Linked DNA regions of Homo sapiens: regions 1 and 2 are each linked to region 3. The links are chromatin contacts, found by Hi-C or POLR2A ChIA-PET in ENCODE. All regions are on one chromosome and are shown on one strand. Each heading gives the region's core, a stretch centred on a gene start or an enhancer-like site at or near the end of the contact. The rest is flanking DNA. Distances are from core to core; before and after follow the strand shown. Region 1 has its middle 7.1 kb from the start of CBLC. Region 2 overlaps LOC107985306 (a long non-coding RNA gene). Region 3 holds the start of APOC1 (apolipoprotein C1).

Evidence for each region. A loop is a pair of places that touch in the nucleus more often than their neighbours do. ChIA-PET counts read pairs that join two places held with the same protein, here RNA polymerase II (POLR2A). Pooled maps may share reads with other maps.
Region 1: a loop to region 3 is called in a pooled map, with 4 times the contacts of the local background. The contact joins the enhancer-like site here to the promoter of APOC1 in region 3. A Hi-C loop is called at or near these places in 4 of 50 pooled maps. POLR2A ChIA-PET finds 5 or more read pairs at or near these places in 5 of 52 experiments (HepG2, PC-9, WTC11 and 1 more).
Region 2: a loop to region 3 is called in a pooled map, with 3 times the contacts of the local background. The contact joins the enhancer-like site here to the promoter of APOC1 in region 3. A Hi-C loop is called at or near these places in 4 of 50 pooled maps. POLR2A ChIA-PET finds 5 or more read pairs at or near these places in 3 of 52 experiments (CD8-positive, alpha-beta memory T cell, activated CD4-positive, alpha-beta T cell and activated T-cell).

Annotation. Positions count from the first base shown.
Region 1 is chr19:44,768,851-44,772,746 of GRCh38, reverse strand. No RefSeq gene overlaps it. Among named protein-coding and RNA genes, the nearest start is that of CBLC, 7.1 kb to the left of the region's middle. Within about 2 kb of position 2,011, at least 4 of the 41 ENCODE cell types and tissues checked have a DNase peak (open chromatin) inside an H3K27ac peak, as active enhancers do.
Region 2 is chr19:44,687,515-44,691,076 of GRCh38, reverse strand. LOC107985306 (a long non-coding RNA gene) reads right to left here. Exons shown (of 3, transcript XR_007067268.1): 2 at 3,061-3,562; 3 at 2,533-2,845. Among named protein-coding and RNA genes, the nearest start is that of CEACAM16, 9.9 kb to the left of the region's middle. RefSeq lists enhancers at 869-1,368, 1,369-1,870. Within about 2 kb of position 1,741, at least 2 of the 41 ENCODE cell types and tissues checked have a DNase peak (open chromatin) inside an H3K27ac peak, as active enhancers do.
Region 3 is chr19:44,911,993-44,915,868 of GRCh38, reverse strand. APOC1 (apolipoprotein C1) reads right to left here and starts at 1,261. Exons shown (of 4, transcript NM_001645.5): 1 at 1,136-1,261; 2 at 920-997. The coding sequence starts at 977. RefSeq lists enhancers at 190-947, 948-1,707, 2,466-3,225 and a promoter at 1,122-2,248.

The DNA of each region.
Region 1 (3,896 bases), core at 762-3,261, 140 kb after region 3:
GCATGTCACTCCCTGCTAATAGGAATGAAGTATCTCAAAAAAAACATAATGCTAAGTGAAAGAAGCCAGTCACTGGCCAGCCTGGGCAGATCACAGCTGTAATCCCAGCACTTTGGGAGGCCAGGGCAGGCAGATCACCTGAGGTCAGGAGTTCGAGACCAGCCTGGGCAACATGGTAAAACCCCCTCTCTACTAAAAAACAAAAATTAGCCAGCCGCAGTGAGATGCGCCTGTAATCCCAGCTACTCGGGAGGCTAAGGCAGGAGAATCTCTTGATCCCGGGAGGTGGAGGTTTCAGTGAGCTGAGATAGTGCCGTTGCACTCCAACTTGGGTGACAGAGCAAGATTCCATCTCAAAAAAAAAAAAAAAGGTGGGGGGGCCGGCCGCAGTAGCTCACGCCTGTAATCCCAGCACTTTGGGAGGCAGAGGCGGGTGGATCACGAGGTCAGGAGAACAAGACCATCCTGGCTAACACGGTGAAACCCCGTGTTACTACGTCTTACCGTGTTACCCACGTCTCTACTAAATATACAAAAAATTAGCCGGGCCTGGTGGCGGGCGCCTGTAGTCCCAGCTAGTCTGGAGGCTGAGGCAGAGAATGGCGTGAACTCGGGAGGCGGAGCTTGCATTGAGCTGAGATCGCGCCACTGCACTCCAGCCTGGGCGACGGTGCGAGACTCCATCTCAAAAAAAAAAAAAAAAAAAAAAAAAAGCTACAAGAGAATAATTGTGATGTTCTAAACACAAAGAAAAGATAAACGAGGTGATGGATATCCCAGTTACCCTGATTTCATCATTGCACATTGTATACATGTATCAAAACATCACATGTACCCCCACAATATGTACAACTATGTTATGTCCAAAAATACAAAAAAGGGAGAGTATGTTATGGGTTGTCTAGAGCTGGAAGGGTGTTGAGGGGAAATAGGGAGTGACTACTAATGGGTATGAGGTTTCTTTTTGGGGTGAACAACTGTTTTAAAATAGAATCTGGTGAGGCAGGCATGGTGGCTCACGCCTGTAATCCCAGCACTTTGGGATGCTGAGGCAGGTGGATTGCTTGAGCTCAGGAGTTCGAGACTAGCCTGGGCAACACAGTGAAACCCTGTCTCTACTAAAGTATAAAAAATTAGCCGGGCATGGCGGCATGCACCTGTAATCCTAGCTACTCGGGAGGCTGAGACAGGAGAATGGCATGAACCTGGGAGGCAGAGGTTGCAGTGAGCTGAGACTGAACCATTGCACTCCAGCCTGGGCGACAGAGCTAGACTCCATCTCAAAAAAAAAAAAAAAAAAAAAAGTCTGGTGATAATTGCACTATTTTGTGAATATACTAAAGTCACTGAATTGTACACTTTTTAAAATTTTATTTTTATTTTTATAGAGACGAGGTCTCTCTGTGTTGCCCAGGCTGGTCTTGAACTCCTGAGTTCAAGTAATTCTCCCACCTCGGCCTCCCAAAGTGGTGGGATTACAGGCATGAGCCACTGCGCCCGGCCAGAATTGTACACTTTAAAGAGGTAAATTGTATGGTATACACATTATATCTCAATAAAACAGTTAGGCTGGATGAAAAAGCCAAATACCGCTCATTCTTACTTGTAAGTGGGAGCTAAACGTTGAGTACTCAGGGACATAAAGATGGCAACAATAGAAACTGGGGACTGCTAAAGTGGGGAGGGAAGAAGGGAGGGGGCAAGGGTTGAAAAACTGTTGGGTACTATGCTCAGTACCTGGGTGACGGGATCAGTCGTACCCCAAACCTCAGCATCATGCAATATACCCAGGTAACAAGCCTGCACATGTACTCCCTGAATCTAAAATGAAAGTTGAAAAAAATAAAACGAAATAAAGCTATTGAATAAAAAGTGGAGACCTGAGGATAGCCACAAGAGGGCGCTCTGAGCACAGAGTTACCACCTCCCTTGGGAACGGAGTTTCTCGGCCACGCCTCAAACTATGGCCATACCTTCGAGGCCCTGGCCACGCCTCTGGGACTGTGGTCCCACCCCCAAGGGCCTAGCCCCACCCCTACACCTTAACCACACCCTCAGGTCCTGGTCACACCCTCAAAGCAGTGTCTGAAGCAGCCCATTCACGCCCCCAGCTCCCCAGACTCTGACCACAAATGCATGCACAGACTTAGAGATACTCGGAAACACAGAACCTTAAACCATAGACTTTTCTTTTCTTTTTTTTTTTTTTTGAGACTGAGTCTCGCTCTGTCGCCCAGGCTGGAGTGCAGTAGCGCGAACTCTAGTCACTGCAACCTCCGCCTCCCGGGTTCAAGCGATTCTCGTGCCTCACGCTCCCGAGTAGCTGGTATTACAGGCGCATCTCACCACACCTGGCTAATTTTTTGTATTTTTAGTAGAGACGGAGTTTCACCATGTTGGCCAGGCTGGTCTCGAACTCCTGACTTCAAGTGATCTGCCCGCCTCGGCCTCCCAAAGTGCTGGGATTACAGGCGAGAGCCACCGCGCCTGGCCAAAATCACAGACTCTTAAACCATGACTTTTACTTTGAAATCATTTGTTTTTCTTTTGAAATTATTTTAAAGTTACAGAGAAGTTGCAAGAATAGTTTCAGACATTACGTCCCTTTGCCTCTAAATGCTTCAGTTGCATTTCCAAGTGTAAGGACGTTCTCTTACACCACCACAGTACAGAGGAGCAGTGTACATTTCTCAGTGACAGTAGTATCCAACAGTGCAGCCTGTATGCAAATTGCCAGCTGTCCCCAAACTATCTGTCATAGCAAAAAGTTTTCATCTCTTCGGTTTCCTTCAGTCTGGTACGGTTCCTTGGCCTTTCTTTGTTTTTCATGGAATTGACATTTTTGAAGATTATAGGCTAGTTCTTTTGGAGAAGGTCTCCTTGATTTGGGTTTGTGTGATGTTTCCTTGTGATTAGATTCTGGTGGCAGGAGTGTTACAGAAGTGATGCTGTGTCCTTCTCTGTACATGATATCAGGAGGCACACGATGCTGGTTGTCCCAAGAATGCTGACAGATTTGGTCGGTTGGTTATGGTGAATCATGGAATCCCAGACCTATCGATTCACCAAGTCAGTCTCTTCCATCCCTGGGCCACAGTTTCCCTTTCTATAAAGTAAAAGTCTGGCTTATGTGAAGGTCTGAAAACACACTTAAAGAACAGATGTGTTCGGCTGCGCGGTGGCTCATGCCTATAATCCCAGCACTTTGGGAGGCCGAGGCGGGCGGATCATGAAGTCAGGAGATCGAGACCATCCTGGCTAACACGGTGAAACCCCATCTCTACTAAAAATATAAAAAATTATCCGGGCGTGGTGGCGGGCGCCTGTAGTCCCAGCTACTTGGGAGGCTGAGGCAGGGGAATGGCATGAACCCAGGAGGCGGAGCTTGCAGTGAGCTGAGATCACGCCACTGCACTCCAGCCTGGGCGACAGAGCGAGACTCCGTCTCAAAAAACAAACAAACAATGAAAAAAAGAAAAGATGTGTTCTGTTTACCTCTCACACTCTTTTTTTTTCTTTTTGTTTTTTGAGACAGTCTCCCTCTGTCGCCCAGGCTGGAGTGCAGTGGCTGAATCACAGCTCACTGCAACCTCTGCCTCTGGGTTCAAGCAATCCTTCTACCTCAGCCTCTCAAGTTGGTGGGTGCCACCATACCTGGCTAATTTTTGTAGAGATGGGATTTTGCCATGTTGCCCAGGCTGGTCTTGAACTCCTGGCCAATCCACTCACCTTGGCCTCCCAAAGTGCTGGGATTACAGGTGTAAGCCACCGTCCCCTGACTCTGTGTGTGTGTGTTTGAGGCAAAGTCTCTCGCTGTCACTCAGGCTGGAGTGCAGTGGCATGGTCACAGCTCACTGCAGCCTCAACCTCCTGGGCTTAAGCGATCCTCCCACCTC
Region 2 (3,562 bases), core at 492-2,991, 230 kb after region 3:
GGAGGGCAGTGGCACAATATCGGCTCACTGCAACCTCTGCCTCCCTGGTTCAAGCGATTCTTCTGCCTCAGGCTCCTGAGTAGCTAGGATTACAGGCGCCTGCCACCACACCCAGCTAATTTTTTGTATTTTTAGTAGAGATGGGTTTCACCATGTTGGCCAGGCTGATCTCAAACTCCTGACCTTGTGATTTGCCCGCCTCGGTCTCCCAAAGTGCTGAGATTACAGGAGTGAGCCATTGCGCCCAGCCAATTTGCCATTACTTTTTTTTTTGAGACAGAGTTTCACTCTTGTTGCCCAGGCTGGAGTGCAATGGCGCGATCTTAGCTCACCGCAACCTCCGCCTCCTGGGTTCAAGCGATTTTCTTGCGTCAGCCTCCCAAGTAGCTGGGATTACAGGCATGCACCACCATGCCCAGCTAATTTTTAGTAGAGACAGGGTTTCTCCATCTTGGTTAGGCTGGTCTCGAACTCCTGACCTCAGGTGATCTGCCCGCCTCGGCCTCCCAAAGTGCTGGGATTACAGGAGTGAGCCACTGCGCCTGGCTTTGCCATTACTTTCAATGGTATAACTTCACTCACAGAACCGTTGTGAGGATATCAGTGAATAAATGTAAAGCCCTTAGCATAGTGCATGGCGTATAATAAGTGCTCGGTAATGTTTATTATTAATTATTATTATTACATTGAGTTCCAGGTCATCTCCCCTACTAGACCTCAAGCTCCCTGAGAGTAGGAGCTGGGCTGGTTTATCTTCACCTCTCTCATGCCAGTCAAGTTCATGTAACAGAGTTTGGTGATAGTAGTTGCTCAACAGACGTTTGTCAATGAATGAATGGGGACTGCTAGGTTGGGAAAGGGAAGGATGTGTATAATGAGCATCCACACTCCTTGGGCCTCTGCCTTGTGCTGGTCAGTGCTGGGAGCCCCTCAGTGATGGAGATAGCAATTGTGCTTATAGGGCTCATAGTTCAGCGGGACAGACCCATCCCCAGGCAGTGATGGCCCAGACTGGGCGGGGCTGGGGTAGGTGAGCTCACAGGAGAGATCTGACCCAGCTTGGAGGTCAAGGAGGGCTTCCTGGAGGAGGAGGTGTATGAGTTGAGACTTGGAGGGTGAATGGGGTGGGCAGGAAGAGTGGAGCTGTGTGCCTGGGGGTGTGCAAGGGCCTGGAAGTGAGATGGAACACAGTGTGTGGGGAAACAGAAAGAAGTTAAATCTGGGGGACTGTAGACCAGGGGTGAAGGTGAGAGGGCGGTGGGTGCTGAGAGATGAGACTGAGCGTCCCCTGGACTTTGCAGGCGTTGGAGGCAGTGGTGAGGAGCTTGGACTCTAAGGCACTGGGGAGCCATGGATGGTTTTGAGCAGGAAGGGGCTAGGTTGAGTTTGGGCTTTAGAAAGATCCCTTGGGCTGCTCTGTGGTAGGAGAATGGGAGTGGGGAGGAGTCCAGGCGGGAGGCTGGGGCAGGGAGGGGAGAGAAGCTGCCTGGCCCAGGGCTGGGCTGCAGGTACTGGGGAAGGCCAAGTTCAAGAGGCCTGGAGGGCAGGGCCTGGTGCCTGCCGTGAGAGTGGGGAGGGAGGTGTCCAGGTTTGGGGTTGGAGAGCTGGATAGACTCTCTGGGTTCCCAGAGGGGTAAAGAAAGGGGCAGAGACGGGGTGGGCGCATGGGGGGGCTCAAGGTAGCTGCAGCGCTTGTGCATGATCTGTGTGGTGCTCTGCTGCCCCCTGCTGGCTCAGGGCTGACCCTCTCTTGCAGCAAGTCTGGCAATAGTGACGACCCAATAAGCACAAACCCCAAACAGTGAAAGAAGGTGACATTTCTGGAGTGACAATGAATCAGGTGCTACAAGATGCACTTATGTTCACTGTCCCCACTCACACACCCCGACCCCGGTCTCCAGCTATCCCCTCCTGCCGACTCAGTACTGACCTCTCAAACCCGCCTGCTTTCTCTCCCCACTCCCTCGCTCCCTCTTTTCCTCCCCGCTTGCTTTCTCTCTTTCTTTTTTTTCTCTTTCTTTTCTTTCTCCACCTCTTCCCCCCCACACTCCTCCTCCCTCCCCCACCCCATTTCTCTCTTTCTTTTAAAAAATATTTTGCGAATCTGGCAGCCTCTGAACCAGAATAGGTTCAGAAAGGCTCCACCCTTTCTTCTTTTTTAAACGGTTTTGCGGTGTAATTCACATACCACACAATTCATCCATGTAAAGTATACAATGCGGGCTGAGTGCCATGGCTCACACCTGTAATCCCAGCACTTTGGGAGGCCAAGGCAGGCAGATCACTTGAGGTCAGGAGTTCGAGACCAGCCTGGACAATACAGTGAAACCCCGTCTCTGCCAAATACAAAAATTAGCCGGGCGTGGTGGTGCACGCCTGTAATCCTAGCTACTCAGGAGTCTGAGGAAGGAGGATCACTTGAGCCCAGGAGGTTGAGGCTGCAATGAGCCCAGATCGTAACCACTGCACTCCAGCCTGGGCGAGAGAGCAAGACCCCGTCTCTTAAAATGAAAACAAAACCAAAATAAAGTGTACAATTCAATAGCTTTTAGTAAATTCACAGAGTTGTGCAGCCATCGTTACAATCAATTTGAGAACATGGCTAGATGCCGTGGCTCATGCCTGTAATCCCAGCATTTTGGGAGGCTGAGGTGGGCGGATTGCCTGAGCTCAGGAGTTCGAGACCAGCCTGGCCAACATGGTGAAACCCTGTCTCTACTAAAAATACAAAAATTAGCCAGGTGTGGTGGCATACACCTGTGATGTCAGCTACTCGGGAGGCTGAGGCAGGAGAATCGCTTGAACCCGGGAGGCGGAGGTTGCAGTGAGCCGAGATCATGCCAGCCTGGGTGAAAGAGCAAGACTCCATCTCAAAAAACAAAACAAAACAAAAGAAAACAAACAAACAAAACATTGAGAACATCCTATCACCCCTAAGAGAAAGCTTGTATCCATGAGCAGTCACTTCCCCATTCCGCCCTTCCTCCCAACCCAACAACTACTACATCCACTTTCTGTCTTGATGAATTGCCTGGGCATTTCATAGCAATGGGACCCTACCATATGGAGTCCTTTGCGTCTGGCTTCTTTCACTTAGCACAGCGTTTTCAGGGTCATCCTTGCTGCAGTATGTGTCAGGGCTTCATTTCTTTTCATGGCTGAATAATGTTCCACTGGATAATACAGCCATGCGTCACTTCATGATGAGGATATGTTCTGAGAAATGAGTCTTTAGGCGATTTCATTGTTGTGTGAACATCACAGAATGTGTTTACACAAACCTAGATGGTAGAGCCCGCTACACATCTAGGGTATAGGTACAGGCTATTGCTCCTAGGTGACAAACTTGCATAGCCTGTGGCTACATTGAAAACTGTAGGCAATTGTAGCACAATGATAAATATTCGTGTACCTAAACATAGAAAAGATACAGTAAAAATACCGTGCCGGGCGCGGTGGCTCACGCTTGTAATCCCAGCACTTTGGGAGGCCGAGTTGGGCGGATCACGAGGTCAGGCGATCGAGACCATCCTGGCTAATACAGTGAAACCCCATCTCTACT
Region 3 (3,876 bases), core at 12-2,511:
GCCTCCCGAGTAGCTGGGCCTACAGGCGCGTGCCTCCACACCTGGCTAATTTTTTTGTATTTTTAGTAGAGACGAAGTTTCACCATGTTGGCCAGGCTGGTTTCGAACTCCTGACCTCAAGTGATCTGCCCGCCTCGGCCTCCCAAAGTGCTGGGATTACAGGCATGAGCCACCCTGCCCGGCCAAAAATTTGTTATTGGAACCCCCTTAGGTTGGGATACCGGGATGGATAGAGATCCTTGGGGATCATGTGGTTAGAATGGGGAGGAATGGCCGGACGCGGTGGCTCACGCCTGTAATCCCAGCACTTTGGGAGGTCGAGGCAGGCGGATCACAAAGTCAGGAGATCGAGACCACGGTGAAACCCTGTCTCTACTGAAAATACAAAAAATTAGCCGGGCGCGGTGGCGGGCGCCTGTAGTCCTGCTGAGGCAGGAGAATGGCGTGAACCAGGGAGGCGGAGCTTGCAGTGAGCCGAGATCGCGCCACTGCACTCCAGCCTCGGCGACAGAGCGAGACTCCGTCTCAAGAGAAAAAAAAAAAAAAAAAAAAAGAATGGGGAGGAATACTGGAGTGACCTGGTGGGGCTCAAGCTGCTGGGAATTGCCTTACTCAGCACTGACCTCTCCCAGAGCCCCCCACCCAGCTTACCCACTTTCAAGGCTGTCGAAGCAGGACAGCCAATCCCAGAGGTGTGGGCCTCAATACGTCATCGGTTGCTAGTGCTCTCCTGCGCAGATTTGGCGCCTGCGGGACTGAGCCTGGGAGAACCTGGAGACCCACCCGACCACGATGAGGCAACCACGACCCAGAAGGGGCCCCGGAGCTCTCAGAGGTCCTCTAAGCCGGGACCCCAGGCCTGTAGCCACCTTCACTCTTCCAAATCTCCAACTCCGCAATTCTCCCATCCCACTTTTACCTTCCAAGACGATCGACAGAACCACCACCAGGACCGGGAGCGACAGGAAGAGCCTCATGGCGAGGCCGGAGGGGCACTCTGGAGGCAGAGGCAGGGGTTCAGGGGATCAGTGGCACCCTCCTCCCTCCCTACCTCCCTCCCACGATCCCCTCATCTCCCTTTTTGAGTTTCTTGCAGAGTGTAGGCGGGTGTCCCTCCCAGGCACTCAGCACCAACCTGAATCCTTGCTGGAGGGCTTGGTTGGGAGGTCCTGTCCTGCCCGCAGGACCTTTATCAGGCTGGGGAGGGGGCGGGGCAGGTTGATGTTGATCTCCCTCCTCCTGAGCCTTCCCCTGACCGCCTGCCTCCCTCTGTCCACCCACGTTTTTCTCCTCTGCCCCTGTCCCGTGAGCGTTGGGGTCAGGTGGGGTCCCGGGCACTTCCCTTAGCCCCAAAGCCCCTCCCCGTTCAGCACTCTCACCTCTCAATCTTCCTGACTCTGTGGGGTCCTCAGACCACCTTAGTCCCTTTCCCCACTCAGAATGTAGCAGGAGGAGCCGCAGACAAAATTCCTCAGACGCTGAGTTAAGGAAGGGGTTTATTCGTTCGGGGAATGGGCAAGATTCCTGTCTCAAGAGCCGAGCTCCCCGAGTGAGCAATCCCTGTTCCTTTTAAGGGCTCACAACTCTAAGTGGGTGCACGTGAGAGGGTCGTGATCGATTGAACAAGCAGGGGATGCGTGACTGGGGGCTGCATGCACCGGTAATTAGATCGGAACAAAACAGAATAGGGATTTTCACAGTGCTTTTCTATACAATGTCTGTAATCTATAGATAACCTAACGGATTAGGTCAGGGGTCAATCTTTAACCACCAGGCCCAGGGTGTGGCGCGGGCTGTCTGCTTGTGGATTTCATTTCTGCCTTTTAGTTTTTACTTTTTCTTTCTTTGGAGGCAGAAATTGGGCATAAGACAATATGAGGGGTGGTCTCCTCCCTTAAGAAGACAGCCTTGTCCTGTCCCTGTGGCCATCTTCCCTCAGGGGTCTCCCAGTAATAACCCTGTGATCTCATCCCCCCCTCATTCACACCGTGTCCCTAGATCACCTCTTTCCCTCACTTCCCCTCTCTCAGCAAGCCTCCTCAGCCCCAACAACTTTTCCTTTATGTTGCTGGGTCTCCCAGTTGGCCCGGCGCTCCTACCCTGCGTGCCACCTCCAATTTATTCCAGACCAGCCCTTGAAGCACCCCAGACCACCGTGATATTCTCTGGGCTCTTAACTTCATGGTTCTCAGTCTCCCTTTTTTGGGAGGGGAACGGGTCGCCTTAGCTGGATGACACTGCAAAAACCTCACCTGCATTAGCCAGGCATGGTGGCTCATGCCTGTAATCCCAGCACTTTGGGAAGCTGAAGAGGGAGGATCACTTGAGCCTGGGAGTTCGAGACCAGCCTGGGCAATATAGGGAGACCTCATCTCTACAAAAAAGTTCAAAAATTAGCCGAGCGTGGTGGCGCATGCCTGTAGTCCCAGCTACTCAAGAGGCTGAGGTAGGAAGATTGCTTGAGCCCAGGAGTTCGAGGCTGCAGTGAGCTGTGATTGTGCCACTGCACTCCAGCCTGGTGGGACAGAGACCCCATCTCAAAAAATTAAAACCCTCAGCTGCAAAGCTCTGCGTGTATGTCCCTTCTTCCCTTCCACCGGGCCTCACCCCCTTTGGCTGGCTACCTCCCCCAAACACTCTATCTGCTTTTATTCACCCTCTGACGCCCCTCCTGGCACCAAGCCTGCTTCCCACCATCACTACATCCGTCCCCCAAGGCTGGAGTCCAATGCCTTCCCCACCAGCTGCCTTTGACCGCCAGTGACCCTGGCAGCTGGTGGGGAGGGTGTCCTCCGCCTAGCCTCAGACTCTAGGTTGGCTGGCCTTGTGCCCCCGCAACCACGTGTCAGCCTGGCAGTAGGGGGATGGTTGTGAAAAGGACAGCATAGACAAGACCCTGGCAGGATTGCAACATCCCTCTGGCCAGCTCAGAGCTTCCAGTCCCTGTCAGCCCCAGGGGCCCCCCTACTTCCCCAACTAAGCCCAGCACCCCCCAAACATCCACCCAGATGTCTGCTTCCCAGACCCCACAAGAATAGCATAACAATGCTCCTGCTTTTCCAACCTCATCCTCCCCTCTGCTATAGGGGTTTCTCTTTAATAGATGGGGAAACTGTCGCATAACCAAGAACATCCAGTAGGGCTCAGCGAGGGGCAAAGATGGGGGCTACTGGCTGGTTGCAGTGGCTCACGCCTGTATTCCCAGAACTTTGGGAGGCCAAGGTGGGCGGAGCACTTGAGGTCAGGAGTTCGAGACCTGCCTGGCCAACATGGTGAAACTCCGTCTCTACCAAAAATTCAAAAATTATCCAGGCATGGTGGTGTGCACCTGTGGTCCCAGCTACTCAGGAGGCTGAGGCAGGAGAGTCGTTTGAACCCATGAGGTGGAGGTTGCAGTGAGCCAAGATTGTGCCACTGCACTCCAGCTTGGGTGACAGAGTGAGACTCCGTCTCAAAAACATAAAAAAAATTTAAAAAAGGGGGCTCTTTGTCCTTCTCCTTCCCAGGCTCCAGGATGTCTCTGTGGATGGTTGCTGGGTCAGCTCCTGTCCCATACGACTCCCTGCCAGCCTTTGTTCTGGAACCTCCTTCCCATCCTTGTCCCACCTCTGGATCTGACTGGGGATGTGGTGAGATAGGGCACCCTGTCTGCTTAGACATCTTCATAGGTTGGTGGGGCGTGGTGGCTCACACCTGTAATCCAACTACTTTGGGAAGCTTTGGCAGGAGGATCTGCTTGAGCCCAAGAGTTTGAGATCAGCCTGGGCAACATAGTAAGACCCCATCTCTACAAAAAAGTTTAAAATATGGCCAGGCATGGTGGCTCACTCCTGTAATCCCAGTGCTTTGGGAGGCCGAGGCGGGTGGATCACCTGA